Regions from separate parts of the Homo sapiens genome. Here region 1 is linked to region 2. Evidence: read pairs that join two places in POLR2A ChIA-PET (ENCODE). Cell type or tissue: GM12878. All regions are shown on one strand. Each heading gives the region's core, and the rest is flanking DNA. Links, peaks and the distances in the headings are about the cores only.

Region 1 (15,437 bases), core at 2,591-10,590, 170 kb after region 2:
AGTGGTGCTTGGTGAGTGAATGACCCTTTCCCCTGAGATTAGTTGATTCCAGTTTATTATAGCTTCAGCATGTGCTTGGGACTGTGGTGAAGACAAATAATGACTCTGTGGGGCTGGCGTTGTGGCTCATTGCCTGCTCTGCCCACACTTTTCTTTCCTAGGAAATATTTCTTTCCTAAAAAATATAGTCCTACCTTTCCTAAGGAATATTCTCCTTTGAGAGAGGCCCTGCTGCCTAGAGGGCCTTGTTCTGAACTGCAGCCTTTTTGGCCTCAGCTGATTGGACTATGGTTGGCTCCTGACCCAGGGTCAACCAATTCTTATGTGACTCAGACACTTGTAACCTTGTGGTTTGGCTCAAAAAGAGTCTCTGTGTTAATCATATCTCTCTTGAAAACATTAAAGTTAGAGATTTAGAGTAAAAGCAGAAGGGAGCAGAGGTGAATAGGCTGGTATGGGAGAGAATGGGTGGCCATAATAAGTCATGGGAATGCTGCTGATAGAAGAAAGCAGAAACTATGAGTGAGTAGAGAGATAGCAAAGAAAATGGAATGGATGGGCAGACACAGATCCTGAGAGAGGGTGGCGAGACCTTGGAGCCTGCCCTCCCGAATTTTATAGCCCTAGTTCCCAAGTAGCATTAAAATAAGCTCTTTTCCCCCCCTTGAAATGACTTGAATGGGTTTCTGTTCCCTTCATCCAGATTGGCCAGATGTATGACTGTCATGCCTGTAAGTTGTTTACAACCAAACTGGGGAGAAAGGACTTAAAGAGGGAATAAATAGTCTAAGAGGGGATGTTGTTAATTAAATATTGTGCATGCTGTGGGGGACGCAGGACCTGTGGAAGATTAGGAATTTAGTACATACTTATTACTGAACATAAGGCCTGCTGAGTGAACATTTCATTGAGGTGTGATTTGAGATGAGCCCTCACACAGTGCTTCTCAAACTCGAAGGTTCATAGGAATCACCTGAGGATCTTGTTAAACGCAGAGTCTGATTCAGGAGGTCTGGAGTGGGGCCAGAGTTACTACATTTCTGACAAGAATGTAATGCTGAAGGATGCTGGCCTGCAGATCACAGTCTGAGCAGCAGGATCCTAAAGGATACTGACATCTATTTCTGTAGTTAGGAGAGTGTTGAAGACAGTCATAACAAGAACAAATGGGGAAAGTGAACATGGCTTATTTCAGAGTTCTTAAGGAAATTGGCCGGGAGCAGAGGGAAACTTGGAAGGAGCAGGCTAAAAGTTTGGATAGGTAGATTACTGCCAGATTACAAAGCATTTTAAATGCCAAGGTGAGTCATTTGGACACAGGACCGAATATTTGAACAGGTTCTTAGAGTTCATTGAATCTAATTTCTTATTTAAGCCTAACTCCAATATATAATATCTAACAGGGCCAGTTGGGGGCCACATCGTTATAAGGGAGGGACATCCTAAAAGTAGTAACTTAGTTAAGTCTGGAAGTGTGTTGGCTGGTTTGGAGGAAAAGGTATGGTAGATAGACTCTTTTGCAAAACAGTCTTAAAATGACAAAAGTCAGAATTAGTATTAGAGTGGAACAGTGAGAATGGGAAGGGAGGAATCAGATTTCTGACTGAATCATTAACTCATTCAGCAGATGTCTACTGAACTTCAACTACTGTTACAGGCACTTGGGATACATCAGTTAACAGAAGAGGAAAAGCATGGCCCTGGAGGTGCTTACTTTCTAGTGAGGCAGGAGACAAAACACACACAAAATATGCTAATTATAGAATTTGTTGTGTGGCAAATGGGGAAAATGAAGAGAAAGCAAAATGTTTAAGGTGGGTGGATGGATTGCAATTTTAAGTAGGTTAGTTAGACTAGCCCTCATTGAAAAGTTGGCATGAAGGAGATAAGGGAGTTGGCCTGGTGGGGATCTGGGGGAAGGGTGTTCCAGCCAGAGCAAATGCCCCAAGGCAGGAGAGAATCGGGAATTAGGAACGGTGAGGGGAAGAATAGTAGGAAATGAGGTCACAAAGGTCATTGTGTTAGTCCGCTCTTAGGCTGCTAATAAAAACATACCCAAGACTGGGTAATTTATAAAGACAAAGAGGTTTAATGGACTCAGTTTCACATCGGGAATTAGGAACGGTGAGGGGAAGAATAGTAGGAAATGAGGTCACAAAGGTCATTGTGTTAGTCCGCTCTTAGGCTGCTAATAAAAACATACCCAAGACTGGGTAATTTATAAAGAAAAAGAGGTTTAATGGACTCAGTTTCACATGGCTGGGGAGGCCTCACAGTCATGGCGGAAAGTGAAGGAGGAGCAAAGGCAAAAGAGCGTGTGCAGGGGAACTGCTCTTTATAAAACTATCAGATCTCGTGAGACTTATTCACTGTCATGAGAACAGCACGGGAAAGACCTGCCCCCATGATTCAGTTACCTCCCACCAGGTCTCTTCCACAACACTTGGGGATTATGGGAGCAACAATTTAAGATGAGATTTGGGTGGGGACACAGCCAAATCATAGCAATCATATTATAGGACTTTGCTATTTAGTGAATATTTAGTAAACATAGGGCAGGAGAGAGAAGGACTTTTTTGAAAAAAGCAAGTCTCAACAATAATTTAGAATTCTAATATTAATAAGTTACCATGGATCTTATTGGTAATAGCATATTGATATTTTATTAGTAATAACATTGGTAGTAGGTTCATAAATTATCAGGGATCTTATTGGGCTGGCTTGTGAAGATTTAGTTGAGTAAATCTGTGGTGGGCTTGGGGATTCGCATTCTTAATGAGCCTCCCAAGATACCCTGGTGCTGGTGAAACACATTTTGAGGAAATTTCCATTACAGTCTTGAGCTTGACTGGTTGAGAAAATCTATTAAACAACAAGGAAATTGGGAAGGAGGACTAATAAAATAAGAGATGATACTAATTCAAATTTTGAGGTAACGGGGACATCCAAATGGACATGTTTTAAAGGTAGTTGGAAATTTTTAGGTGAGATGTGGGAAACCTCAAACTTGGGAATCTTGAGAGACAATAGTTGAAACCCTGATAGTGGAAAAATTTGCCATAAGGCAAGAGTAGATAAAGCAGAAGACTAAGAATTTTAGGTCTCTTTATTTAGCTGCCCCAGATAAATCAAATGGGTGTTTGAACTTAGCATTTGAAATCTGGAAACAGACTGAAATAATGGTAGCTTACACAAAATAGTTTTTCTCACTCCTGTAAAACTAGTGTGGAGGTAGACAGGGTTGGCTGTGCCTGCTACACAAAGTCATAAGGGATGTTGGCTCCTTGTGCCTTTCTGCTTCACTGTCCTGAGAGTTTGTCTTCCATAAAGTCACAGCATGGTTGCTGGGGTGCCAGCCATCATGTACAATAGTTTTAGCCAGGAGAAAATGGAAGGGTGAAAGGCAAACAGGTTTTTCAGAAAGCACCACACAAAAACTAATGCTTATTTTGCATTGGTTTCCACTTGCAGGGCAAGCTGGGAAATGGAAATTTCCAGCTGGACACATTACCCAGTGTTGTGTTACAAACGGAAAAGGGTGTATGGTTATTGAGCAGTGCATTAGTCCATTTTCACACTGCTGATAAAGACATACCCGAGACTACTCAGCTTGGAATTCATTGTATCATTATCAGCATTTTGGGTCAAAGCCATTCAACAAGTCTCTAGGGAGTTCCATACTTTCCCACATTTTCCTGCTTTCTGGGCCCTCCAAACTTTTTTCAACCTCTGCCTGTTACCCAGTTCCAAAGTCATTTCCACATTTTCAGTATCTTTTCAGCAGCACCCCACTCTTCTGGTACCAATGTACTGTATTAGTCTGTTTTCATGCTCCTGATGAAGACGTACCGAGACTGGGCAATTTACAAAAGAAAGAGGTTTAATGGACTTACATGGCTGGGGAGGTCTCACAATCATGGCAGAAGGCAAGGAGGAGCAAGTCAGATCTTACATGGATGGCAGCAGGCAGAGAGAGCTTGTGCAGGGGAACTTCCATTTATAAAACTATCAGATCTTGTGAGACTTATTCACTATCACAAGAACAGCATGGGAAAGACCTGTCCCCATGATTCAGTTTCCTCCTACTGGGTTCCTCTACGACATGTGAGAATTGTGGGATTTACAATTCAAGATGAGATTTGGGTGGGGACACAGCCAAACTATATCAGGCAGACAACAGAATCAGTCACAGTGAAGTTCTCAGATTGCCAAAGGCTCTTGCTTGGATAACATAGAAACTGCTCTGGAGCTCATACTTTACATATAATAAGGATTAAATTGTTCAGAACTAAAGAAATGCACACACACAAAAACTTCACATACCTATCCAGTGGTTTGTGTTTTCTTCTGTTGAATACTATAATGCTAAAATATAATGACATTTATTTGATTATGTAAAATATGTGCTAAACGATGTATCCAGAAGTTGTTTTAGGAATTGTTTTTCTAAATGGCAACTCTAAAATGTTTGTAACTATGTAGAATAGTATGTTTTATTTACATAAAAGGTAACAAAAGGAATAAAAAGTAATTTAAGCTGTCCTTAAAGGAAAAATTTTAGGACGCTATTCCAGGTAAAAGATGACTAAGGTTTTTGTTCCTTTAAAAACCACTTATTATGCACCAGCTGTGTGCCAGCTAAATGGGTGGTGGGACAAAAGGCTGTGGTCGATGAAGGAGGTCCCAAAGGAAACATGGAGATGAGTATGGAGATGAGTTCAGTTTTACCTGAAGTGGCACTGTGTGAGAAGGTGTGTATGAGTATAGCGATACAGCATGTCATCAATATTTGAAAATCTCAAAGTAGGTGTCATTTTACTTAGTGTAATTCTGGAGATATAAGTGTATTAGATCTGATTATTTTAGGTTTTCTATCTTCAGTGCAGAATTCATGGTTTGTTTTTTCTGTCATTTCAAAAACAGAATTGAAGCATATACCTAATGTTACAGCTGTGGGAATGTTTGCAAAGGTCAGAGGACACTTTTGAAGTTAACGAAATGTTTGCTGCGTGGGTCTCTATTCACATGGTTTCATTGGAATGTCAATGACATGAAGGCCACCACTTTCCCCTTCATTCTTTACTTCTTAGCGAAAGGAGCCCAAACCTTCCAATGATTGTATTCTCCGGGTAGTAAGCTCCCTAAGGGCAGGGGGTTTTGTCTGGTTTGTCCACTGATATATTGCTCCCCATGAGGACATTGCCTGGCACATAGTAGGCATTGGTTAAATGAATGAATCTATGTCCTAAAGATGAAAATGCCTTATAATCCAATTTGTAAAATACTCAGAGCTAAATCTAGATGTACTAAATCTAGTACCCTCCTACTGAAACCTTAGCACCCCAAAGGAGCGTTTTTGTGAGATTTGTTCGCTGCTGTACCCTCTACACCTAGAGTTTTGTCTGCCACATAGCCACCACTCTATATTTGTTGAATGAATGGATAACTCTGAGCTTTGTTTTTAATGGAAGAGCTTAACTATGAGTCTTGATAGAAGTACTGCCTGCTTACTGGGAAAAACTCATGCTTCAGAAAGTCTTGCAGGAGAGAGTAAAATTCATCACAAACTATGCCATCCAAATATAATCACATTGTGATTATAAACTTTTATATACTTCATATAAATTTATATATTTACAATGTTAGAATTTTAGTATATGTCCTTCCCAACTATTTTCCAGAAAAGATATATTTGTTAGGAAGAATGAGGTAATCTGCATTATTTTTAATAATTTTATGGATATCTGTGCCAATATAGATTTGTGTAAATTTTGTCTACTGTCACTAGTTATATCCTTAGTGCCTGGAATAGTGCTTGACACTTGGTAGCAGCTCAGTAAATTTTTGTTGAATGAACAGATCAATTTTATTAATTTTATGACAGCTTAGCATTTTTATGTTAGTACAGAATAACTTACTAAAGAACCCTGTGGGTGGACATTTAGGTCATTTCAGTTTTTTAAACTCTTGAATAAGCATCTTTGTATCTTTTTGTACACCTTTCTGATGGTTTTGTTCAAAGTCCCTAGAAATGGGATTTCTGGGTCAAAAGTATATATCTTTTTATGACTTTTGATACATATTTGAAAATTGCTAGAAAGATTATACTGGTTTACACTCCCACTGAAAGTGAATGAGAGTGCCTGTTTATCCCTTTTGCAGCACTGTATAGCATTTTTCTTCCTCCTTATGGATATAGAATGTAAAAAGTAAGTCTTTAAGTTTACATTGCTTTATTAGGTTTAACATATTTTGGTAAATGTAGTGATTATTTTTTTCTGAATTGTTTATCAAGTTTTGTATTGAAGTTTAAGAACTTATATGTTAACGATAATACCTTTTTTCCTTATTCATAGTTTATCTTAACTTTGTAGTGCTTTAACATGTATGTAAATTAATTTTTATGAAGTATAATCTTTCCTTTTTTTAAATTTCTGCTTTAATGTCATATTTTTCAAGATAATTTTTCAATTATATTTTTCTTTTAGTACTTTTGGGTTTCATTTTAAACAGTTATATTAGTAATTCCTGTGTGATTTACTTTGTGGTGAAATGTGAGGCCTGGATCTAAGTTTTTCCTCAAATTATTTACCTGACATAATAACCATATATTTAATAATCCTTTCTTCCCACACTGATTTGAGGTGCTTCCGTATGTATATATTTGAGTTTTTTTCTGGAGTCAGTCTCTCTTTCCCTTCCCCCCACCCCACCCGCCGCCACCTCTCTTTATTTTGGTCCCTTTTAGCCCCTGGTATCAAATTCCTTTATTGCAACATAACAAAAAATATTCTCTTAGCTGTCCCATTTGCTTTGCTCTTTTCTCTAGGTTTTTCTGGGTTTTCTTTCCCCCACAGTTGTATTTTTCTACTAGAATTTATGAGTACATCATTGAATCAAGTTAAAAAACATGTTGGAATATTTATTGGAATTGCATTGTTTATAAATTTATATTAAGAGAATTGGCATCTTTCTTATATTGAGTCATGTATGCTTAGTTTCCCTCTTCAATTATTGCTACTTTGATATTGGTATCAGTCTGAATTCATTTCAGTTTTTCAGTTAATTTTTGTCTCTGTAGGTTTTAAAATTATATTGTATGTCTTAAAGCAAAGTATTTTTAAATGAGGTTTTAAATTAATAAGATTTGACCAGGTATCTGTTGGTTTTACTACTTTTTGAGCAAGAATGGTTCATTTCTATCTGCTGATGTATTGTGGACTCTGCTTCCAACTTACCACTTTTATTATTTCATGTAGTGGCCCTGACATGATAGCTGAGATATTACTCTTTTTTCTCCTTTTTGCTAGGAATAAGGTCAAATTTAGACCAACTAGATTTAGCTAATGGTTCCATGGAATCTACTTACAAATCAGCATTTATATCTCAGATCAGCACTAAAAGAAATAAAACGTGAGCCACAATCAAGCAGCTACATTTAAAATGTAAAAAGAGATGTTAAATGAATTTTAATACTATATATTTAATATTAAATAATACAAGTAATAGTGTATTTAATATATAAATACTAATATGTATTATAAATATAAATTGTCTTTGGCCCAATATATCCAAAATATTATTTCAATATTTTGTTATAAAAATTTATGAGTGGTAGTTTACATTTTTTGTGCTACGTTTTCTAAATCTGGTGGGCATTTTATAGTGCATCTCAATTTGTACTATTTCATGTGCTCAGTAGCTACATGTGACTAGTGGCCACTGTATTGAACAGCATAGTTGTAAATTATACCTCTAGCATATGCTTACTTGTTAGGATTTACTAGAATTTTTCAGAATATAAAATTTTGTGATGGAAACCCATAGCTCAAAGTAAGCTTGTTAGAAATACATATGTAGATCTTGAGGTTTAAGTCTTCAGCTCCCTTCTTAACAACAGAAGGCAGTCACGTGTGTATAAAACTTCACACATTATATGGGTGCTTAGATAATACTGCCTTTGACTTGGCAGTTTAGAGGTTTTATGTAAGTACATTGTGGCATCTTTTGTAGCCTGTTTTGTTTCCAATTTTTTAATCTCTTATAAAATATATTTGATAAATAAAACACCCTGCCATGTCTTCCTATTCATTTTTATTTAAATGTTAGCATGAGATGTGAAGTAGATAAAACTCTTAAGTAGTATTCTTTTATGTACAATATCACCATCACTTGTGCTAAAGGGACAACTGTATAGAACTTGGCTTCATGGATTAATTAGACCTCTAATTGACTTGGCAAAGAGAGGTGTCTGTTTTAAATTGAGCCTCTGTTCATTATTTTATGTGAATTATCTTTAAAAGAGATGACTGATCTTGATCCATCTAGGGCTGTGCTTAATAATATCAGATTAGTTGAGTGACAGCTCAGAATGTCACTAAGAAGGCCAAAGCCAGCCTGGGTTCTGGACCAGAGCACCACTTTAGTGGGCCAGACCTGTTTAGAGTACAAGATTGGCCTTTGTGAGTGAAACAAGCAAACAATGGTATGCAGGGTTGAGTCAAAGAGATGGTTTGTTCTGATGCCAGCCTACACCAGTTCAGCTTCTGTAATTGACCTAGGTCCCTGTGGTTAATTCTGGTCCTGAAGTAAAGCTAACGTTGTATAAAACAAATCTTCCAGCTTCTACAGACCGTCTTTTTCCCGTGTCCCTTCCTCAATCCCACATAGATTTAGTCCCAAAAATCTTTAACGTCAACATTTGAAGAGCTCTGACTTAGCACTCTAAAGATGAGGCATGCACACCCTGTCACCACTTCCCTGACCCTGAGTGCCTGTCCCAGCAGCTTATAGAGCTCCAGGATGGGGGGGCCTGCCTTGCTCTTGGCAGGACAAGATGCTGGTTCCCAACCCTAGCTTGGACTCCAGTGCTCAGCATTTGTGAGCCGTTTTGATGCCACGCCAGGCCTACCAAGGTTTCTGAGTATCATTTGCTTTCACTTTACCCACAGTTGCTTTTGGCCAGCTCACCTGAACCCACATCGTTGCCCCATGCAGGAGATCTTTGGTTCTGAGTGTAGGTGTTGCCCATTTCCATTTGTCCTGGATCTGTCGCTCCACCATTGTATTGTTATTCCAGTGGCTGCGACTAGTTGGCCCTTTCCAGTTCCCTTCTAGTCTGTCTCACTCTACTTTTTTTTTTTTCTCTAACCTAGGCCATGTTCTGTCTCTGACCAAAGAAATGAGATGGGTCTAAGTTTTATCCAATCCTGGTGGCTGCTCTACATGTTAAGCTGGGTTCAGTCTACCATCTATGCCAGAATGGTTGTGATAAATATTCTCAGATGGACTTAAGTCAACTTTCCTAACTTTATTTTCATTGTCATGGGTAAATGTTAGAGAAATGACATGGGGAGGAATGTCTCTGCTATCTTTAATGAAAAGTGTGTCCAATGTGGACAGGGCAGTGGGAGGCTTGTGAAATGTAAATTGTTTTTATAGCCACATCGTGTGATGCTCAACCCTGGCTTCATAGTGAATTAGATAGGGAGCTTCTAAACAATACAGATTCCCAGACCCATCCCAGAACGATGGAATCAGTTGGTCTGTTCTATAGGGATAGGGACCAAGCATTAATATTTTATCTCCTAGGTAATTCTCATGTGCAGTGGTATTGAAAACACTGGTATACAACCTTGAATTTACTTGCTGGCAGAGAGGATGGGAATAAATTGTATACAACTATATAGGTTGCGAGCCAAGAAACCAAGAGTATTAGCTAGCCAAGTGATAGACAAGCAATTTACCCAAAATATTTACCAAAGAAAATCAATATTTTTGGTAAATTGTGTATCATCCAGTTAGCTAATAGGACTAATTATACTCCTCTTAATTTCCCCTCTCAGAAATGATCAAGGTCATACATTAATACTATTTATTAGGTTTTGAAGACTTTCTTTAAAATTCTGAATTGAACATTCAATTCAGTACAACTAAGTGAAGAGTACAACACATTTAGTTTATTTTTAGCTGGTGTTATATCTACTCTGGGAGCTTGTTCAATATGAGCTTTTCTGCAGTGTCATTACTAGTTTTTTGGTAACCTGCTTGCTTTTAGTATGTTGTAGTAATTAGTTGCTTTATTCAGCCTATATTTGTAGCCCAAATATTTAGTCATTTGCAGCTGAAAAAAATAGCATAATGACTTGGTAATAGTCTTTGAAATTTCTGTGGCAACTTTTTTTTTTTCAAGGAGTATATTTTCGTCAGTCTAGATTTATTGATTTATCCCATTATGACATGAAATAATCTTTTATAGGTTAACGTACAAAATGTGAAAACTCCCAATTTACCTGCCTTCCCTAATTGCTGAGATGAGGCCAATATTTGAGACTCTTTATTTGGCCATTGTGTTTCTCGGTGGCCGCTCTGATGGGCGCTGGGTTCTAGCTTTAGGATGCTGCTGGTGGCCACTGCCGGGTGGGAAGATTATCACTTGACGCTCTGGGGATTAGAAAAACACCATAGTACTGTAGATCAAGTGCATTGTGTCCAGCATTCGTGATTGCTGTTTATTTTATAGTTCTCATCTATCCTTATTTGTCTCTGCATTTAGACTTTCCTTTTATTAGGTGATAATGTGATTTGTACTTTGCAGATGGAAATTATTTTCAAAAGCCAGAATTTGATCTTGTAGAGGTTGGAAAGTTCTGAATTGTTGGCTCAATTTAACCCCAGATGGCAACTGATTTCTGTCTCTTCGTTTAACGTTCAGTAAGAGAATCATTACATGAGTTGGCCTTTTGTTGACTTCCAAGTGAATACAATTAGCAAAAGAAAAAACTCTCTTAATTTCCCCAGGTACCAAATTGAATCCCCCTTGAACTTATTAAGTGAATTTCCCGGTGGAATTTATCCCTGTGGTTGGTGAACCACTCTCCTATATATTTTCATTTTAACTAAGCCTTAATACGAAGGCCTTCAGTCTGAACTTAGTAGATTTCTTTATAGGTCAGATATTTTTCCATATGTTCAGCTAAAATTGACCTTTTAAACAAAAATTCATTGAAGCAAATAAATCACCATTGTTACTGTTTGTTTCATGTGTTTTTGGTCTGCTCAGTACCAGATGACACGGTAGCCACCTGCAAGTAGGGCTTTTTTGTTTTGTGACATAACTACGCTTGAAGCTATCTTTAACATCCTAAGCTAATGCCCTATAAATAATTGGCGAGAAAGTGAAACAAGGCACTGGGACTTCCTGTAGGCCTGGAGTGATATGTGTGTTCTGGCCCTTCAAAGCTGTGCGGCCTTGAGCATGTCACTTAACCTCTGTGAGACTCCTGTTTCTCTTTGATAAAGTGATAATACCTACCAGCGAATCATCTGCCTGTTGGATAGTGAGGAGACCAAGCCTGGCTACACACTGGAATCTCCCAAGGAGTTTTCAACACACTGACCCCTGGTCCCACCCCCAGGGATTCTGATTTCATCTTGGGGGTAAGGGTTGAAACAAGGAGAAATGATAGTGGCTTCAACTACTAAGCATCAGTGGACATGATGGGGAGTGGTCAAGATTCAGAATATAACTAGAAGATAGATCCAACAGATTTGTTGATGGCTAGGTTATGGAATTTTAAAAAAAGGAGTCAAAAATGACTAAAGTTTTGGGCCCTGAGCCCAAAACAGTGGTGCCATTTACCGAAATAGAAAACACTGGGATGAAGGAATGAAAACCAGCTTGCATCTTAGAAAGGAGTGAGAAAGTCCCATGTGTCAAAAATACATATGTTTGTAGACATTTATTTTATTCTCTTAGAGTATTGCATTCATCCTAAAATCTGGATTTCAGAATTTCCATCTTCTGTTTCCCTCATCTTCTTTTCTCTGAATATTCTTTAGAATTTCAGTAAATGCACCTGTTAGTGTAATACGTGTTCCCCATTGCTATGAATTTTAGGTATCTGGGAACTGTATGGATTTATTCTGTTTGGGATCGATAATTACATTGCCAGGACTTTTTGCTGCCCAGTCAGAGTTGATGAGAACAGTCTTTCACGTGATCACTGCGTTCTTTTGGCTCTTGAGGTGCTCCAAACTGCAGGGACATTTTCCAGAGTGGATATATTAAATGAAAGCACTTACTATAAAGTAGGTGCTAAGCAAATGTTTTTTGAATCTGCATCTGGTGAGTGACTGGGATAAGATCAGGCTGTTCAGATTTTGGAAACTGAACTTTTAAAAACGCTGGAGTGGTTTTGAAGTCTTCGTGGAGTTTTCTTATATTCATCTGTATGCCCATCACACCTTGCATGGCAGTGGTCACGGTATACCAGCAGGTCTAGGGAGCTAATTTCATGATTCTAATTAGTAGTAGTAGCATCTTGAGGTAAAATGTTGCATTAGGAGGTACTTACTGCATGGAGTGATTTTTATTTATGGCATTAGAAGGTTCTTGAAGCATTTGTTTCATCCACCCTCGCATCGTTTTTGTTCTACCTGTGGATTGAGTAGGGCGTGCGGCAATCTCACACATGTGTAGGTGTCATTGCTTTAATGTCACTGAGCAATGTGCTGGGTCTTTTCAGTCTTTGCAGCCCACCAGCTGTCATTCACACATCCTATCTTAATCTGTTTAGTGGAGGTTTCTGTCGTCTTCTTTAGCTACATCCTGACAAACTGAAGGATGCCGACCATTCCTTACTTTGTTTTGTGAAAATGATTCTTGGCTTTTTGAGCCAGTCTCATCTGACCAGTCTTAGTGGGTTCTTCAGTACTGCCCACAGTGCTTGTGGTAGATGAGCCATCCCAGAGCCACACCCATTCTCAGAGTCTCGTTAGGGTGTGCTGGAGTTCTTGGATGCTCTTTTGTGGGTTTCCTCTTTTTCTAGCTTTGTTTAATGGATTTGTTGGATATTTGGCAAACCTGGTTGTGGCATTGTGTTATCAACAGGCAGATGAGAGTGTCACACTTTCCTTATCCTGGGTAATGTCTGTTTCTGTAGGATAAAACACTTGTCTTGTTTGTGGACAGTGTATGTTGCTGTGTGTGCTATACTGATGTCCCTACCAAAGTTGTAATGGGCAGGAAGACTTTAGTTTCTTCACTGGATGTTTTTGATGATTGAGACTTTGTTTAAAAAAAAAAACAAAGGTGAGTTGTTTTCCTCTCTTGCAAAGTCACAATGGAGATAAGAAGCAGGTGCCAGTTAAACTCCACTGACTCATTCTGAGATTAATGTAGCAGCATAATGATGTTATTTGGGTGTTTCTGCTTCTTGTAATAAAACGAGGACTAGTCTGTTGGAACTAATCATATATCTACCTGTTTGTATGTTATAAAATGTGTAAATAGCTCTAAAAGTTAAAGTTGTAATGATTCAGATAACTTTCATCATTGTTCATTCATTTTTTTCCCCAGTACTTTTTAAGGCCTAGCTCATTCAGAGCTGTAATTCAGTTCTATCTTCCTATGAACACACTGCTACTGAAGTCAATGGGGTTAACTATCCTACAAGCATTTGTAGTAACTAATTTAATAATACTCTTTTCCATGTACAAAATGCGGAAAACTTGCGCCCTGCACTGTATCAGTGGTTCTCTCAATAAGCTTATAGTTGTCTTAAAAAAAAAAAAGAAATTTAAAAGGATAGAATCCTTGGATTCTAGAGTTGGAAGGGAACTTAGAAGTCATTTAATGCAACACAGTAACTGATATGGCTTGAATACCTCACAGTGAAGGGAACACACCCACACACACCCTTTTAAGACAGCCCATTCCATTCTCAGACACCTCAGATTTTTTCTTGATAAGAAAGCAATAAAAGCAGTAAAAACATTTATGCTCTACATGCCTTGCTGGGTCAGGTGTCTCCCATATTGTATTTACACAGTTGCTTCTTTAGGCCTTTAGTATAGAACCTTCAACTTATTCAGCCTTTCAAAATCTTCTAGAATTCTGATTTTTTTCATGTCATCTGTACATTGATTAATCGTGTCATGTGTCCTTATCCTGTCATTGGAACCCAGGCAGTCTGCACCCAGAGCCCTTACCAAGTTAGGCATTTACTGTAAGGGATCCTCTTGTATCACAGCAGAGGTTCATTGTTCTTTTTTTTTTTTTTTTTTCTGGTGAGGGGGAAGTCTCTGTACGTCTGCTCCTTCACTTCCTAACTTTGGCATGCATGTGGCTTCAGAGTGCCATGATGCTCCCTCCAGCCCACCTGTCCGTGATGTTCCTTACTTGGTGCTGAGTTGACTGACCACAAATCCACATTCTCTAAAAGGGATCTGACTGGCCTGGCTGGTCAGGTGCTCCATGTTGACCCTGACACCTAGGGCTCAGGTACTAGGCCAGGCCAGGAGATGGAAGGAGAGACCGAGTCCAAGGGTGACCCAGGGGAGGCTCTTTCAGAAGGGCTCACAGGCAGGGATGGCCAAAGAATAGCTTTAGTATGTGAGACCCCTCCATGTATGTTTGTCAGCTACATAGTTGTGAATCCACATTGTTTCATAATCATGGAATCGTGTGTCTTCATTTATAACAATAGGGCCTACACAAAAGCCTTCTTGAAATCCAGATGCTGAGGGTTCTATTTTTGAAAAGAAAGAAAAGGGATTTAGTCAGTGGAGGCTTACTGATCCCCACCAGTCACCACCTCCCTTTTAAGCAGTCTGTTAATCAGCTGCACTTAATGTTTGACTAGCATTGGCCTCAAACTCATTGGCCAATAGCATTATTATTCAGACTTATCTAATGTAAAGGACCTTTTTTAGAGGAAACATTTCTTTTTGGTCTTTGAGAATATATTCTTTGTATGAGAAACACTGCTTTCAAAATAATTAAGCTCAGTTCCATGTTTAACTGAATTCTCAGAAATGTTCTTTTAACTTCTGAATTTTCAGATCTTTCCCAAAAATCCTTTAGAAGCAGTGGATCTCATTTTGTAAATCTGTGAACTTTGAAAGCACATCTGTAGACTCCCATTTTAAAAAACAGTGGTTTATGATCTTTATGATCCATCTTCTTTTTAGAACACTGGGAGAGTGCAGGTGGCCCTCCTTATCCCTGAGTTTCACGTCCATGGATTCAGCCAATCATGGATCAAAAGTATTCAGAAAAAATTCCATAGAGTTTCAAAAAGCAAAACTTCAATTTGCCACACACCAAGTACTATGTTGAATCCATGCAAATGACGTGTAGGCATTGTGTTAGGTATTATAAGTAATCGAGAGATGATTTAAAATATACAAGAGGATGTGTGTAGGTTATTTGAAATACTACATCACTTTATATAAGGTAATTGAGCATCTGCAGATTTGGTAAGGGGTCTTGGAACCAATCCCCCATGCATACTGAACGATGACTAAATTGTCTTCATCTTTTAGTTCCTCTCTCATTCACCATAGTTCTTCTCTGATTAGTAACAGTTCACTTAACTATTTTGCAGGTTCTCACAGTTCTGTAGGTTAGAAAATAATTATATATACCTACACAT
Region 2 (15,437 bases), core at 4,617-12,616:
AGGTTGGATCCAAACTCTACCAATTGCCAAGTGTGTGGTCTTGGGCAAAGTAGCTAGTTTCTCTGTGCCTCAGTTTCCACAACTATAAAATAAACCTTATAATAGTACTATCTTGAAGGCCTGCTGGAAGGATTCATATGATTAATAAATGTAAAGTGATTACAAATGTGCCTGGAACATAATCAGTGCTCTATAAATGCTAGCTATTATGAATCAAATATTACATGGTATTACTTATAACAGGAAAAAAATGTGAAAACCTAAATGCCTAAAATGTATTAATAGTTAAATACATTGGCTAATTTTTAATGTTATATGCTATACAATGGAATAGGACATAGCCTAAGGCAGGAAGAAAAAAGCAGTATTGTGATCAAAATTGACAATGCAGTAATAAGGAAAAGTAGGAAATGTGTTAGTGGGCCTTCAAGTTAACTTTTTTTTAAATGTATGTGCTTACAGATTTAATAAAGCAGAGAAACTCTGAAGTACAGATGGCAGTAAAGGGCAGTGTCATTCGTTGAATATCCACTTTATAATTCGGATTTCAGTTCTCATCATAAAATTTTAATGCCTTCCCATAATATAATTAATCACTTGAATTTGACAGTATTTCAACGCTTAATCACAAGAAGGGTTGTCATTTTCTGGCTGAAATACTTATTAAGTTACACATTTTTCTCTACAATCTTTTGCAGAGGTATATTAATTTCAATCCAGCCACCTGTGTTTTCAAAATATTACTACAGCATTCTGTAAATATCTTTTAAAAATTTATATGAAGGGAGTGAATGCAAATTTTGGAAGGCATATAAATCTGCAAAATATAGCTAGGCTGTCAGGGAAAAAAAAACACTGGCAACATACACAGAAAATCCATTTTGCAATCAACCTGGGTCTTATCAAGGTTCTGTTTGCTACACAAACATTGATGAAGTAGAAATCTAAGAAGTGATTGAGGTTATTTACTAAGTAATCATCCAATGTTCTGTGGTTGAATCTGTGGAATTAGGTAGAGTCAACAGAAAAGGAACTCAACAACCCAACACACATCCCTGTTTTATCTACAGATGATGAAAAAGCAAAATACTACTTTTACTTACTTAATGTACCAATCAATCCAACACAAAATAAATAGTTGAGCAACTGGATTCTGTTTGTCTTTAGAACTTTTTTAAGAGCCAAGAGGCAAAGGCATGAAAAATCTATTTATTCAGTCTTGCCCATAGAGATGAAAAGATGACACTTGAGATTCACGGAAAGCAGACTTGCAAGGGTTTAGTGAGCTGACAGAGTGGAAGTGAATGTCTCCTCACCTAAACACCTAGAGCTACAAGGGAAGCTATAATGGAAGACAAAAAAGAAAGGGCAATTGGCCAGTTGGCCAAGTGGTTGGTGGCAAAGTGGCCCTACATTTCCTTAATAAATTCATCCAGCACTTGGTCACCAGATCTGTGGACTAAAAGAAACCTGATTTTTTTATACTTTAAGTTCTGGGATACCTGTGCAGAACATGCAGGTTTGTTACATAGGGATACATGTGCCATGGTGGTTTGCTGCACCCATCAACCCATCATCTACATTAAGTATTTCTCCTAATGCTATCCCTCCCCCAGCCCCCCAACCCCCAACAGGCCCCAGTGTGTGATGTTACCCTCCTTGTGTCCATGTGTTCCCATTGTTCATTGTTCCTGCTGGAAATGTTTGTGAAGTGTGTTTTAATAATCCTTGGTCAGAGTGTATGTTAAGTGACAGAATTCTTGCTTGGATGTACTGGAATCCAGGCTCACAGACTAACTTGGCACAAATAATATTCAAGATGTATACATTGCTAATGTTAAAACACATATGAAATAAAGATAATAACTACTATTAATTTTGTGTTTAATATATAATTTATCTTGTATGCAGTGCTTTAACCACATTGTTTCACCAAATCTTCACTGAATCTTGAACCCTTAGAAGATACAATTTTCTGCACATCACGATTGAGAAAAGTAAACTATGGAGAGTTTAAGTATTTGGCCCAAACTACTAGGTCTGTCTTATTCCAAAGACCCTGCTCCTAACTATTAAATGAATGCATTAAATTTTAACTAAATTGTGGTGTAAGCCTGGAAGCTACCTAGCACATTCAGATAGCATATTAGGATTTAATGCTATTCCCATCAAGCTATCATTGACTTTCTTCCCAGAATTAGAAAAAAACTACTTTAAATTTTATATGGAACCAAAAAGGAGCCTGTATAGCGAAGACAATCTTAAGCAAAAAGAACAAAGCTGGAGGCATTATGCTACCTGACTTCAAAGTATACTACAAAGCTACAGTAACCAAAACAGCATGTTACTGGTACCAAAACAGACGTATAGACCAATGGAACAGAACAGAGGCCTCAGAAACAACACCACACATCTACAACCATCCAATGTTTGACAAACCTGACAAAAACAAGCAACGAGGAAATGATTCTCTATTTAACAAATGGTGTTGGGAAAACTGGCTAGCCATATCAGAAAACTGAAACTGGACCCCTTCCTTACATCTTATATAAAAATTAACTCAAGATGGATTAAAGACTTAAACATAAGACCTAAAACCATAAAAACCCTAGAAGAAAACCTAGACAGTATCATTCAGGACATAGGGATGGGCAAATATTTCATGACTAAAACACCAAAAGCAATTGCAAAGAAAGCCAAAATTGACAAATGGGATCTAATTAAACTAAAAAGCTTCTGCACAGCAAAAGAAACTATCATCAGAGTGAATAGGCAACCTACAGAATGAGAGAAAATATTTGCAATCTATCCATCTGACAAAGGGCTAATATCCAGAATCTACAAGGAACTTAAACAAATTTACAAGAAAAAAACAAACTACCCCATCAAAAAGTGGGTGAAGGATGTGAACAGACACTTTTCAAAACAAGACATTTATGTGGCCAACAAACTTATGAAGAAAAGCTCATCATCACTGGTCATCAGAGAAATGCAAATCAAAACCACAATGTGATACCATCTCATGCCAGTTAGAATGGAGATCATTAAAAAGTCAGGAAACCACAGATGCTGGAGAGGATGTGGAGAAATAGGAACACTTTTACACTGTTTGTGGGAGTGTAAATTAGTTCAACCATTGTGGAAGACAGTGTGGTGATTCCTCTAGGATCTAGAACCAGAAATACCATTTGACCCAGCAATCCCATCACTGGGTATATACCCAAAGGATTATAAATCATTCTGCTATAAAGACACATGCACACATATATTTATTGCAGCACTATGCACAACAGCAAAGACTTGGAACCAACCCAAAGGCCCATCAATGATAGACTGGATAAAGCAAATGTGGCACATATACACCATGAAATACTATACAGCCATAAGAAACCTGAATTTTTAGAAAACATATTTTTAAAAATCAGACTTTTATTTCTTAATATTACTAAAAAAGTTTTTTTCTTTTCATGATGGCCGGATACTAAAGAAAATAAAAATTAACTGTAATTCCCAACACAGAGAAAAAACTATTGTTCATCTTATATTTCCAGGGTTTTTCCTATGCACAAACCCATAGACAATATGCTATCTGAATGTGCTAGGTAGCTTTCAGGCTTATGCCACAATTTAGTTAAAATTTAATGCATTCATTTAATAGTTAGGAGCAGGGCCTTTGGAATAAGACAGACTTAGTAGTTTGGGCCAAAATACTTAAACTCTCCAGTTTACTTTTATCAGTGGTAACATTCAGAAAATAGTATCTTTTTAGGGTTCAAGATTCAGTGAAAATTTGGTGAAACAATGTGGTTAAAACACTGCATACAAGATAAATTATATATTAAACACTAAATTAATAGTAGTTATTATCTTTATCTCATATGTGTTTTAACATTAGCAATGTATACAGCTTGAATATTATTTGGGCCAAGTTAGTTTGTGAGCCTGGATTCCAGTGCATCCAAGCAAGAACACTGTCACTTAACATGTACTCTAACCAAGGATTACCGAAACACACTTCACAAGCATTTCCAGGACCAGCAGTTGACAAAAGAAATTCGGCCCCAAATCTGCAGCCACTCTTGGGAAATAATGTAAAACCAGTGCATTGTTTTAAATATAGATATCAAATAAACGCATGTTTATTTGCAGATGCCCTCTTTAATATGACCTACAAAATGTAGTGTTAACCTGGTAGCTAGAATACCTGGGTTTGAATTCCCACTACCAGTTATAGGTCCCTAGGCAAAGCACTTAGGTTCATTTGGTCTCAGTTTACTCATCTGTAAAATAGTAAGTCAAGCTTAAAACAATGCCTGTCACTATGTAATTTGTAACATCAGCATTATACAGAGCTCTGCAGGATTCATACCCAGAGACACATTGGTTTAAAGAGTATGTCTTAATGTCCCCATTAGACTGAGATCTAGGTCTGAAAATATAGCTCTCCATATTTCCACTTGACCATATACAGCCTGCCCATGATAGGGTCTCTCTTGGTCACATACAGATGGCTGCAGCAATTTCAAACATCACAGGAGTATTAATATTTGGTGAAGCAGAGCAGAATTTATTTCCACGAGTATATTTTTATTAACAAAGAAACCTTTTCCAGAAGCTCTCAGCAGATTGTCCATCAGATCCCATTGGCCATGTGATGGTTAATACTGTCAACTTGAGTGGATTGAGGGATACAAAATCTTAATCCTGGGTGTGTCTGTGTGGGTGTCGCCAAAAGACATTAACATTTGAGTCAGTGGGCTGTGGAAGGCAGATCCACCCTTAATCTGGTGGGCACATTCTAATCAGCCTCCAGCAAATATAAAGCAGGCAGAAAAATGTGAAAAAGAGAGACAAGCCTAGCCTCCCAGCCTACTTTCTCCCGTGCTAGATGCTTCCTGCCCTCAAACATCGGACTCCGAGCTCTTCAGTTTTGGGACTCAGACTGGTTCTCCTTGCTCCTCAGCTTACAGATAGCCTATCGTGGGGAACTTGTGATCAAATGCTTAATAAACTCCCCTTTCTATATGTCTATCTATCCTATTAGTTCTGTTCCTCTAAGAGAACCCTGAGTAATACAGGCCAGGATTTGGTCACATAACAATGCCTAAACTAATCACTGGCGAAATGAATAAGACCACCAAGGTGACCTAGACTCATCCCTCAGCATATGGAAGGGTGGAAAACTCAGACAAATTTAAAGAAGGAGAAAAGTTTGTCAAGAAAATGAAGCAAGGGATGGGGGAAGGAGGCCAGGAGAATGGCTGCTATTGTCAAGCCACAAAATCTGCCACCAAATTATTATTTCTCAGTAATAGCTACCATATCTTAAGCATATACTGTCTCAGAATGATTTACATATAAAACCTGGGGCTTGTTTTATGTGGACTGTAATTCTCATAACAATCCACTCCAGCCTGACTTTCGTCCCCATCACTTCAATGGAAGTGCTCTTATTTTGAGTCACTGTACAAACCTGAAGTCCACTTCTCTAACTTCATATTTACCTCTCAGCAGCAATAAATACAATTAACTCCTCCTTAGACATATCAACATTTTTGTGTGTTTTTCCATTTACTAGCTACCTCCTTTCCAACTCTTCAGCTTACTCTTTCTTTCAATATGCCATCTAAATTTTGGAGTGCTTCAGGGATTATCCTGTACCCTCTCCCGTTCTCTACTCATTCTTTCTCCCTGAGTCATCTCTTCCACTCCCCTGGCTTTAAACATCAGCAAAGCTAATGATTCCCTAATTTCTCTCTCCAGCCCAGAGGCCTGCCATGAGCTCCAGCTTGCATATTCTACTTGACATCCCATTCATAGGCACCTATATGATAGCTCTACTTGGATCCAAAATCCAACTTAAACTTAATATCTCTAAAATGAAACTCTTGGTTTATTTGCACTGTCGGGTTTCTTCCCAAGTCTTCCCCCATTTGATTTATTTGTCTTATCAAACCAAAACCCACAATCTGTCCCAGATTTCTCTCATTCCTAAACCCCTCACATTCACTGCATCAGCAAGTCTTGTCCTTTCTACCTCCAAAATATGCCCCAAATCCAAATATTTACCTTCATCTCCATCATTATTTCACTAGTTCAAACCACCATCATCTCTTATCTAGAATACAGCAATAGCCTCTTAGCTGTTCTTCCTATTACCATGTTTAATATTTATCCACAGCCCATTTTCTACACAGCAAAGTTAGCATTTTAAAATACAAATCAAACCGTGTCATTACACTTCCTTAAAATCTCCAATGATTTCCATTGCATTTAGAGAACATCCAAATCCTTACTATGGCTGAAATGCCTGTCGTGGTCTAGCCCCTGCCTTCCTCTAGGACCAGATTTCTTTCTGTTCTTAAAACACTCTAAACTCCTTCCTATACCAGAGCCTTTGCATTTGCTACTCCCTCTGCTTACAATGCTTTTGCTCTGATCCCTCACAAGGCTAGTGTCATTTTATCATTCAGGTCACCCTCAATGTCACATCCTCAGGGGAGCCTTCCCTAATCACCCTGTCTCCTGGAATGCTGCCATTTTCACCCAAGGCATTCTTGCTACATTATCCCATTGCATATCCTGTATAATACTTGAGACTCTCAGAACTAGTTTATTCAATTATTTATTGTCTGTCTTCCCCAACTAGAAGACAAGTCCCTGAGGGTAGGGATTTTTTTCTATCTCACTCAACATTGCATTTCAATGTTAAAATAATGCCTAGCACAGAGTAGTTAGCTACTCAATAAACATTTCTGGAGTAAATAACTGATAATCTAGAAGATAACTATTTTTATCCCCGAAGTACAGACATTGAAATTGAGAATCAAGATGTTAAAATCATTTTTTCTCCAAGTTCACTCAGCTTGCTGCACTTCGACACTATGGATGGCAAACTCTAAAGCCAGTGTTTATTCCACTACACCCCTGAAAATTTAAATAACTTGTTTAGAACCAACATTAACTTTATTTTCTAACTACACTATATTTTCTAATGTGATCCAAGTTTAAATATGGTTAAATTGGTAGCAACAGTTAATTATACAAGCAAATAAGGGTTAGGACCTGGAAAACTGACGTTACTCAACCTGCTGAGACAAGGATCCCAGACTTGTGACTTCAATCAAATGTTGTCACTAAGTAAATAGAGATTAAATGGAATAGCATGTTAAGGATCAGAGGAGATATGTGAAAATTTACAAAAACACTGTAAAACCACTATGAAATTTAAGACACTTTTAACCAGAAGTCTCAGCTTGAACCCAAATTATAGGAATGTTCTTTTTTTCATAAATCATATTTTGATGTTATAAAGCATATTCTTTATTACCTAATATCTGTAAGGCTTCCTTTTATTTTTTCCAAATCTGAGTGGCTAGTTACAAAAGTCTAGTCCATCACAATACACATTTACTGAGCACATTCTCCTCAGCTGTGGGCTGTGACTGCCCAGGGACCAAAAAGCCTATTGTAATTTATGATCCTTTAAAGTCTTAAAAAGAAATGTCAGTTAAATCCAGTGCAAATCTGACATTCTGAAAGCTTGTTAACAGCTCATCCAGTGCTGCCTCCAAGATCAGAAACCTCTGAGAAAACTAAAATTCATCAGTAGCCCTGACATATCAGAAGGAAGCTAATAATGTTGGGATGTACTGCTGGTCAACAGTCCCCTGGTTTCTCTTAAATCATTCAAAATATGTCACTATCAGTCACTCAGCCAGCCTTGGAGAGCCACATGACAGAACTGGCTCTGCTTGCAGCTGTTGATTCAAACATGGGTTTCATGGATAAGCAAAATGTGTGTTTCAATAATGTGAAGCTCTTGTTCAAAATGAAAAGAAAGCCAGAATTTCATTTGCTGCAATGCTTCACTCACTGCCCCTGGATACCTCCAAACATTTGATGTGGCAGAGCTGAATTTTTTAAACATCCAGTTTTATACACATCCTTCATCTCCTTTCACATGTCATCAGGTTTTAACTTCCACATGAAAATGCTTTCTCCTGGGACATGAAGTTGTCACACCTTTAATTGCCGGTATGCTGGTTTGCAGAGTTGTTTCTGCAGTACTAATAAACTGCCACAGGAGGGGACAAGCCTGCCCGGTTACTTGGGCCCTGTGACTGTTTCTGAGAGCAAAGCACTCTGATCAGATCATTTCCCTCAGTAGTTAAAAAAAAAAAAAAAAAAAAAAAAAAAAAAAAAAAAACTCTAGAAATGTAACTGCAAAGTCGAAGAGCTATGTATGTATACACATATTAATGTATATTTGCATGCAGAAGCCTTTCAGCTAAGACTTAAGAAACCTCACAGGTGCATCTACTCCATAGGCTTCAAATACTCTCATTTTGCCTATTCTTTCTTCTGATCTAGAAACTGGAGTTGCTTCCAGAGAACTCAAAACAAAAGGACGGCCTCACCTCTGGAAGACTATGGCTACCTTTTATACATGAATGGAGTCAGAGATACTCGAAAGTCAGAAGATCGAGTTTGAAAAGACAGTGGTGACCCAAGTACTTCTGTGCTAAAGCATTCAAGCCACGCGATCGTTTGTTCACATTCACTTTGAATCACATTCTTTTTTCTTTTTTCTCTTATTCTTTCTTTTCTTCTTCCTCTTTTTTTTTTTTTTTTTTTTTTTTTTTGGTAAACATTAAAAAGGAAGTGTCAAACACATCTAGATAAACTGTACGGTAGAGCGAGCTCCCATTTCTCCACTCTCTCTTGGGTCCCTGCCTCCCTCTTTATTCACTTTGACATGAGAATCTTTGTTCTTGTAAAAGAGAGCCACTTGAGGTGAAAATGATCATTTGTTTGTGTGTCATCATCCTGAAAACTAAAAAAAGGAACCAAATTATCTAAGAAACACTGTAAGATAAAAAGTCAATACTATGACTTTACCTGTCCAGATAAAACTCTGAACTGCTTTTTTTTTTTTTTGGCTTCTCTTCAGAAGATGGCCAAAGAGTATATCTTATCATAACAGGCCTTGTATCTCAGAAAAGCACCCTTAAGCCACAAACACAACCTTATGCATTTACTTGCACACACGTGGGGGTACACACGCACACACATGGGCATACACGCGTGCACACACACACACGAGGTCCTTCAAGTAAATGATTAAAAAGAAAATTAAGGTCAAGATAGGACAAGTACTGCTTGATACTGTATCAAATATCAGAGAATGCTTGCTTATTAGAAAAGAATCATTGCCAGGATTTGAGAATAAAGCTAGCATTATAAACAAAAAGCCCAGAGTAAGGTAAGCCAATGGCATTTTCTTCTATGCCAATTACTAACCAATCTCGGAGACTCTGCGAACAGCCTCTGGAAGGCTGTAATAAGTATTCGTAGCTGCTCTGGCAAGCAGGGCCTAGAGCCCAGAACAGGAAACACATTTGCTCAGTGTCTAATCCAGCTCAAAAAGTAAGCACCCTGAGTAATTCTTTCCACTCAAAGGACAGGCTATCTTTTCTGAGCCCAGACCTGCTCGCTGTTAGTGTAGAAGATTCCTTTAGAAAAATGTAAATGAACAAACAAACAAATTGAGTAAAAAATAAAAGATGAGAGAAAACCAGTCATCACTTTAGGACAGGGTCAAGTATAGGGAAGCATGGAGTATTTCACTGTGAGAGGTAACCTTCATTCAAATTAAGCTGGTCTTAAAACTTTAAGGTAATAGGCAAGAGTTAATGGGTTTTAATAATTCTTTGGTAGGTTAATTGACAGGATTCCTTTTCTCTGCTTCTTTTAAGAGCTTAGGCTCTGGAATAAGTTGGCTTAACCTGGATTCAGGAATGAGTTCCATTACAGTCTAAGCTCTGCCACTTAAACAAGTTACTCTAACCCTGTTTTCTCATTTCTCCAGTATGTATACTAACAGGATTTATTTCATAAGTTTTGGGGGAGAAGATTAAATGAGATAAAACATGTAAGAAGCCTGACATATCATAAACCCTCAATAAATGTTAGCTATCATGATCAATATTATCATTTTCTCTGTTATAATAAAGAAAGTATATTTCCCCTAGCAAATTACTAGCCAAAAGTGTCATACCTACCAGAGAACTTTGGTGAATCTGTTATTCTCTTTCCCCTATTTTGAACTTCTCTTACTATTTACTGGATCATTTCCTAGCAAAATTGAATCATGTTTCTTACTATCATGTTTTTACAAAGCACCCCCCCGAAACCCCCTGCCAATGCCACCTCTCCTTTTAGTTAATTGCTTCCTTCCTCCTCACTTGGTTGGAAAAAACTCTTGAAATAATAGTCTACACACATGGTTTTCCAACTTTCATTCTCATTCCAGCCCACCCCATTATGATTTCAGCCCCTTCTATTCCATTAAATATCTCTACCCACCAGCTAAGTTTTACAGTTACCTCCCTTTTTGCCAATTCCAATGGACACTTTTCAATCCTCATATAACTAGAACTTTGAGTCATATTCAATTTAGTTTACTCTCTTCTTCTTGAAAAGCATGCTGGGGTGTTTTTCCCTTTTCATGACATTTTCTGCTGGTTTTGGAAATAATAGATTTTTCTATATTCAATTCCCAAAGCTCTTCTGTTCTCATTTACATTCTCTCTATCAGTGATCACATCCAAACCCCATGGCTCTTCATATTTCCAGCCAAGATCTCTTAGTACAATAAGCAACCATCTCCTTGATATCTCTCCTTGAAGTCTTCGAGGCATCTAGATTAACTGTGTTTAAAACAAACTCTTAATATTTCTACACATGCCCCAAATAGTCTCCTCAAGTCATTGCATTCCTATAATCACATATCCACCTACTTCCTTGATCAAATAAATGTCATTCATGACACCTTCCATTTCCTTATCTTTCCACATCTAATCTGCTGTTTGTATCTGTGAATTGTCCCCTTAATATAGTGGCTCTCAATCGAGGGCAATTTTACTATGCAAGAGATATTTAGCAATGTCTAGAGACATTCTAAGTTTTCACAAATTGATGGAGGGCATTGGGGGTTGGGCTGGGGAATGCTACCGGCAGAAGAAGGGGTCAGGCATGTTGTTACACATTCTACAATGAACAGAACAAACCCCGCAACAAATAATTATCTGGTCCAAAATTTCAAGAGGGCTGATATGGTTTGGTTGTGTCCCCACACAAATCTTATCTTGGATTGCAGCTCTCATAATTTCCATGTGTTGTGGGAGGCACCCAGTGGAAAATAATTAAATCATGGGGGTGGTTTCCCCCATACTTTTCCCATGGTAGTGTCTCATGTCATCGGATAGTTTTGTAAGGGGAAACTCCTTTCACTTGGTTCTCATTCTGTCTTTTGCCTGCTGCGATGTAAGATGTGTCTTTTGCCTTCTGCCATGATTGTAACGCCTCCCTAGCCATGTGGAACTGAGTCCATTAAACCTCTTTTTCTTTGTAAACTATCCAGTCTCTGTAATGGACTGTGGAATATGTCTAGTGGAATATGTCTTTATTAGCAACATGAAAACGAACTAATACAAGGGCCAAGGTTGAAAGACTCTGCCCTAACATATATTGTGAATTTGTCAAGTTTTCTCGGTCTCCATTGTCAGTACTCTGACCCTCTCTGGCTTTATTCTGTCACACATGACCCTCTCTGGCTTTATTCTGTCAGTGGTGTCCTAAGTGGGCTCTCACCTCCTTCACTCTTGCCTCCTACCTTCTCATCCTCTTCTCTGCACAACAGCCGGAGTAATCGTTGTAAGGTGTCAATGTGATCCCATTGTAACCCTGCCACCAGCATGACACCCTTTGGTGGTTTCTCTACTGCACCTAGAATAATAGCCCAGCTTCTAATCATTCCTAAGCCCTTGTCCTCCTCTCGAACCTTGCCTCTCACATCACTCTGTCACCACTCGGTCTTCCTGAAGCAAACGGTCCTTTTTTCTCTTCCTCAACACACCAGCCCCTTTGCTTCCTCAGGATCTTGCCCTAGAATTCTCTTCCTCCCACTCTGTCTAATCCCTACTCAACTTTCGTACACTGTAGAAACATCACTTCACATTCAGCCTCTCCTCTACAGCTCCATGATTCTCCCCAGTGGCATTCTTTCCTTTCAATTTATGGCTCTTGGACAATTTCTAATTATATTTTTGTATAAATATTCATTGTTTAGTACCTGTCTCCCCAAATATACTATAAGTGCTTTGAGGTCAAGGAGCAGAGAAATGAGAAGAACTCTAGCAGTTCTGGAAATGTGGCACATGTGATCTGAGCAATTCAAAAAAGAATGGAGGGATTAAAGCAATCTTCACTTATTTCCTTCATAGCTTTGTCTATCTCATATTATTGTGAGTTCACTGGCTTCCCTATACTCCAGCATGGGAGAGGAGCACACATTCCTGTGCCCACTGAAAGTGGAGGTTCACAAGGGGTATACCCAGCTTCATCCACATTTCCCATCTCTATTCTAAGTCACCTCTGCTTCACTCTCCTATCACAGTGATGGACATCTTTAGAGTATTATTGCTGGTACAAGCACACAAAAACTTTTGTCACTTTCTGTTTGAAATACTTTGTCATGAAATATTAAATTTTATACTTTTCAGAAAGCACATTGTATGTGAACCTTTGTGGAGATAGTGAAGAAGAATTCTTACGACCTTGAGGAGTCAGAATTTTTATAATAGAAAATCAAAAAGAGAACAATCAATTTTCAGGGTATTCTTTTTAAGTTCACAGAATAAACTCTTGAAGTCCTCATCAGAAGCAATCACTTTGAAAGTCAAAGTCATTGATTTGCAGAGTGTTATTTTGTTGAGAACAAAAAAAAAATACATATCTTGAGCTGTAAAAGGGAAGATTCTAGTGGAAGTAGTAACTAGTGGATAGTTTATTCCATAACAAAGCATGGAATAGAGCAGGAATTCAAATTATCCAAGCCCTGGGGAGACTGAAAGTGTTCTTCCAGACCAAGAAAGGACAGCAAGGTGGAATAGTACAGGGTGTGAGCCTGGTAGAGGCCAGTGGGTTCTGAGACCTGACAAGCTCTGGTGAGACCATGCAGAGGGGAAAAGAGTCATTATTGTGATAGAACTGAACCCAATTGGCCTCTATCACTAGAAAGCTGCTTGGAAAAAGAGACAAGTCCATAGATCTGCATGTCCAAAATGGTGACTACTAAGCACATGTAGCTATTTAAATTTAATTAAAATTAAATGAAATTAAGAGTTCACTTCCTCAGTCTCACTAACTACATTTCAAAGCCTCAATAGCCACATGTGGCTAGGGGTTACTGTATTGTACTGTATAGAAACACTTCCATGGTTGCACAAAGTCCGGTTGGACAGCACTGCTATGTATCTCTGGTCATGCTCAGGTGCACCCCAAACATTCTGGAGCCTGGGGCAAGAGGAGTTACATATCACATGTCTAAATATTGAAAATGTATATATCAAGCTAATAAACTGTTAAATATAGTCATGTTTTATGTGCCTATGTTGACAAATATGTTCTTAATTACCTGGAAGTCCAAGGACAAACAGAATTCTCAGACTTCTTTGAATTTCACACTGACTAAAATGTGATGGTATCCAGAAAACAAGTCCCCAGCCCTCAAATCACAGTCCAGACCTTTCCCATCTTACTTGCACATGACACTGTGAGGGGCCTTCCACACATACATGGACAGCCCAGCCTACATGTGCAAGTTCCATCACATCCCTGCAAGCGAGGACCTCAAAGTGCAGACACCTGCAGGGAAGCCCACCCAAAGGAGGAAGGACTCAGAAAAGTATCCAACATGGACCCTGGAAATAGGATCAGGGTCATTTGGACCCCAGGATCCCAAGTACACAGAACATAATCTAGATAGAGGAGGAGAGGATAAGAGCTCCTGGTGGCCATGTCCCCTCAAGCTCATAGATTCTTTGTCTCATTAGAGGTCATATCAGAAAGGGCCAGAACAGTGCTCTCTAAAGGACTGGTCTCAAGCTACTGCTCTTCTCTGGGTCTAATGGTGATGCTTGCCATATTGGGTGAGCCTACTACTACAGACTTCCAATGGATACTCAATACTGCCTGATAATCCTACGATATTCTTCTAGTATATTTACTCTCTCACTTTCTAAAATGGTTATTCTATGCCTCTCCTCTTTTCTAACCTCCAGCACATTCTCCCTTTCCTCATTCTCAGCTTGCTTCACATTTTACTGAAAATGTAGAGACCACTGGAGGAAATTTTCATTAATTTTCCAACAAATCTGCCTGCTACCTGCATCTGCACCCACACTACCCTCTTTTGTTACAGTGAACAGCCTCTTCCCACCAAGGCCAAGGTCACCTCTACTAAATCCTATCCCTCTTTCCTTTTTCTTCAAAGTCCCTGATCTTGTAATTACTATTTTTTCTGCTGGGTTATTCCCAACCATGCACTTTGTATCCCCTTCCTTTAAAAGTAGAAAAAAAAAATTAAAAGCAAAACAGACAAACAATGAAAAAATCTCTCATCTAAACTTATGTTCTCTTTATAGCAAACCCCTCACTAGATTTCTCTATAGTTGCCAACACCCACTTTTTGACTTTTCATCCTGTCCTCCACTAACTTTCATCAAAGTCAACAATATCCTCCACCTTGCCAAGTGAAATGGTTACTTCTGGGTTTGCACTTATAGGAATACGCAGGAGTAACTCTTCCCTCTCTTAGGATCTGGATCATAACACTCTTCGGGTATTCTCTTACCTCGCCCTCTCAGTTTTGTCTGTAAGATTCACCTCCTCTGCTCAATCTCTAGGTTTTGGGACCCAGGCCATCTTCTCTAACTTATCTACAGCCTCTCCTTATAAATGTTATATAATGCATTCAAAAGGATTTAAATTATATGTATATAATTTAAATTATATATATAATTTAAATATATATTAAATATATATATAGTCAACTCAGTGGAGCCCACCAGATTTATGTATCCAGCTGCTTACTTGACACCACCTGAATGTTGAGTATGCGTCTCAGAACAAAACTTTGCTTTCTTCTCAAACCTATTATTACTCGAGTCTTTCTCACCTCAATAAATGGTGCCACCATTCACCTATCTGCTCATTCCAAAACTGATAAACCATTTTTTTTTTTTACTCATTTCCCATATGCAATTTAACAGCATTCTTGCCAACTACTCCTCCAAAATATACTCCAAATGGTCCACTTTTCACCATCTCCACTACTTCCACCCTAGTCCACCCTATCTTTCACCTGGACCATGAAATAACCTTCAAGCTGATTTTTCCATTTCTACACTTGCCTCTCTACAATCTATTCTGCACACAGTTGTCAGAGTTCTTTTTTAAAAATTCAGTTTAATCCTATCATTACTCTTATTAAAAGAATACTAGGGCCCTGGACTCTGCAGATCTTCAGAGGGAAGGCACCAAAAGTGGATGAAGGGAAGACACAGAAGCTAGGCTGAAAGCTGGGAACCACA

What was found. Peaks named below come from ENCODE experiments on the same cell type or tissue, not always from the same donor. Only the 100,000 strongest peaks of a DNase experiment are listed, where the experiment ranks them.
Region 1: POLR2A ChIA-PET joins it to region 2 with 10 read pairs; 3 of 35 experiments call an interaction of 5 or more read pairs at or near these places.

Annotation. Positions count from the first base shown.
Region 1 is chr4:42,639,641-42,655,077 of GRCh38, reverse strand. The region is part of intron 1 of ATP8A1 (ATPase phospholipid transporting 8A1); the gene reads left to right. Among named protein-coding and RNA genes, the nearest start is that of ATP8A1, 9.7 kb to the left of the region's middle. RefSeq lists an enhancer at 13,052-13,101. In GM12878, for the core only: no CTCF peak of the experiment used is centred there; no DNase peak of the experiment used is centred there; H3K4me3 peaks cover 1,768 bases; H3K27ac peaks cover 2,410 bases.
Region 2 is chr4:42,810,329-42,825,765 of GRCh38, reverse strand. No RefSeq gene overlaps it. Among named protein-coding and RNA genes, the nearest start is that of GRXCR1, 75 kb to the left of the region's middle. In GM12878, for the core only: a CTCF peak has its summit at 8,085; no DNase peak of the experiment used is centred there.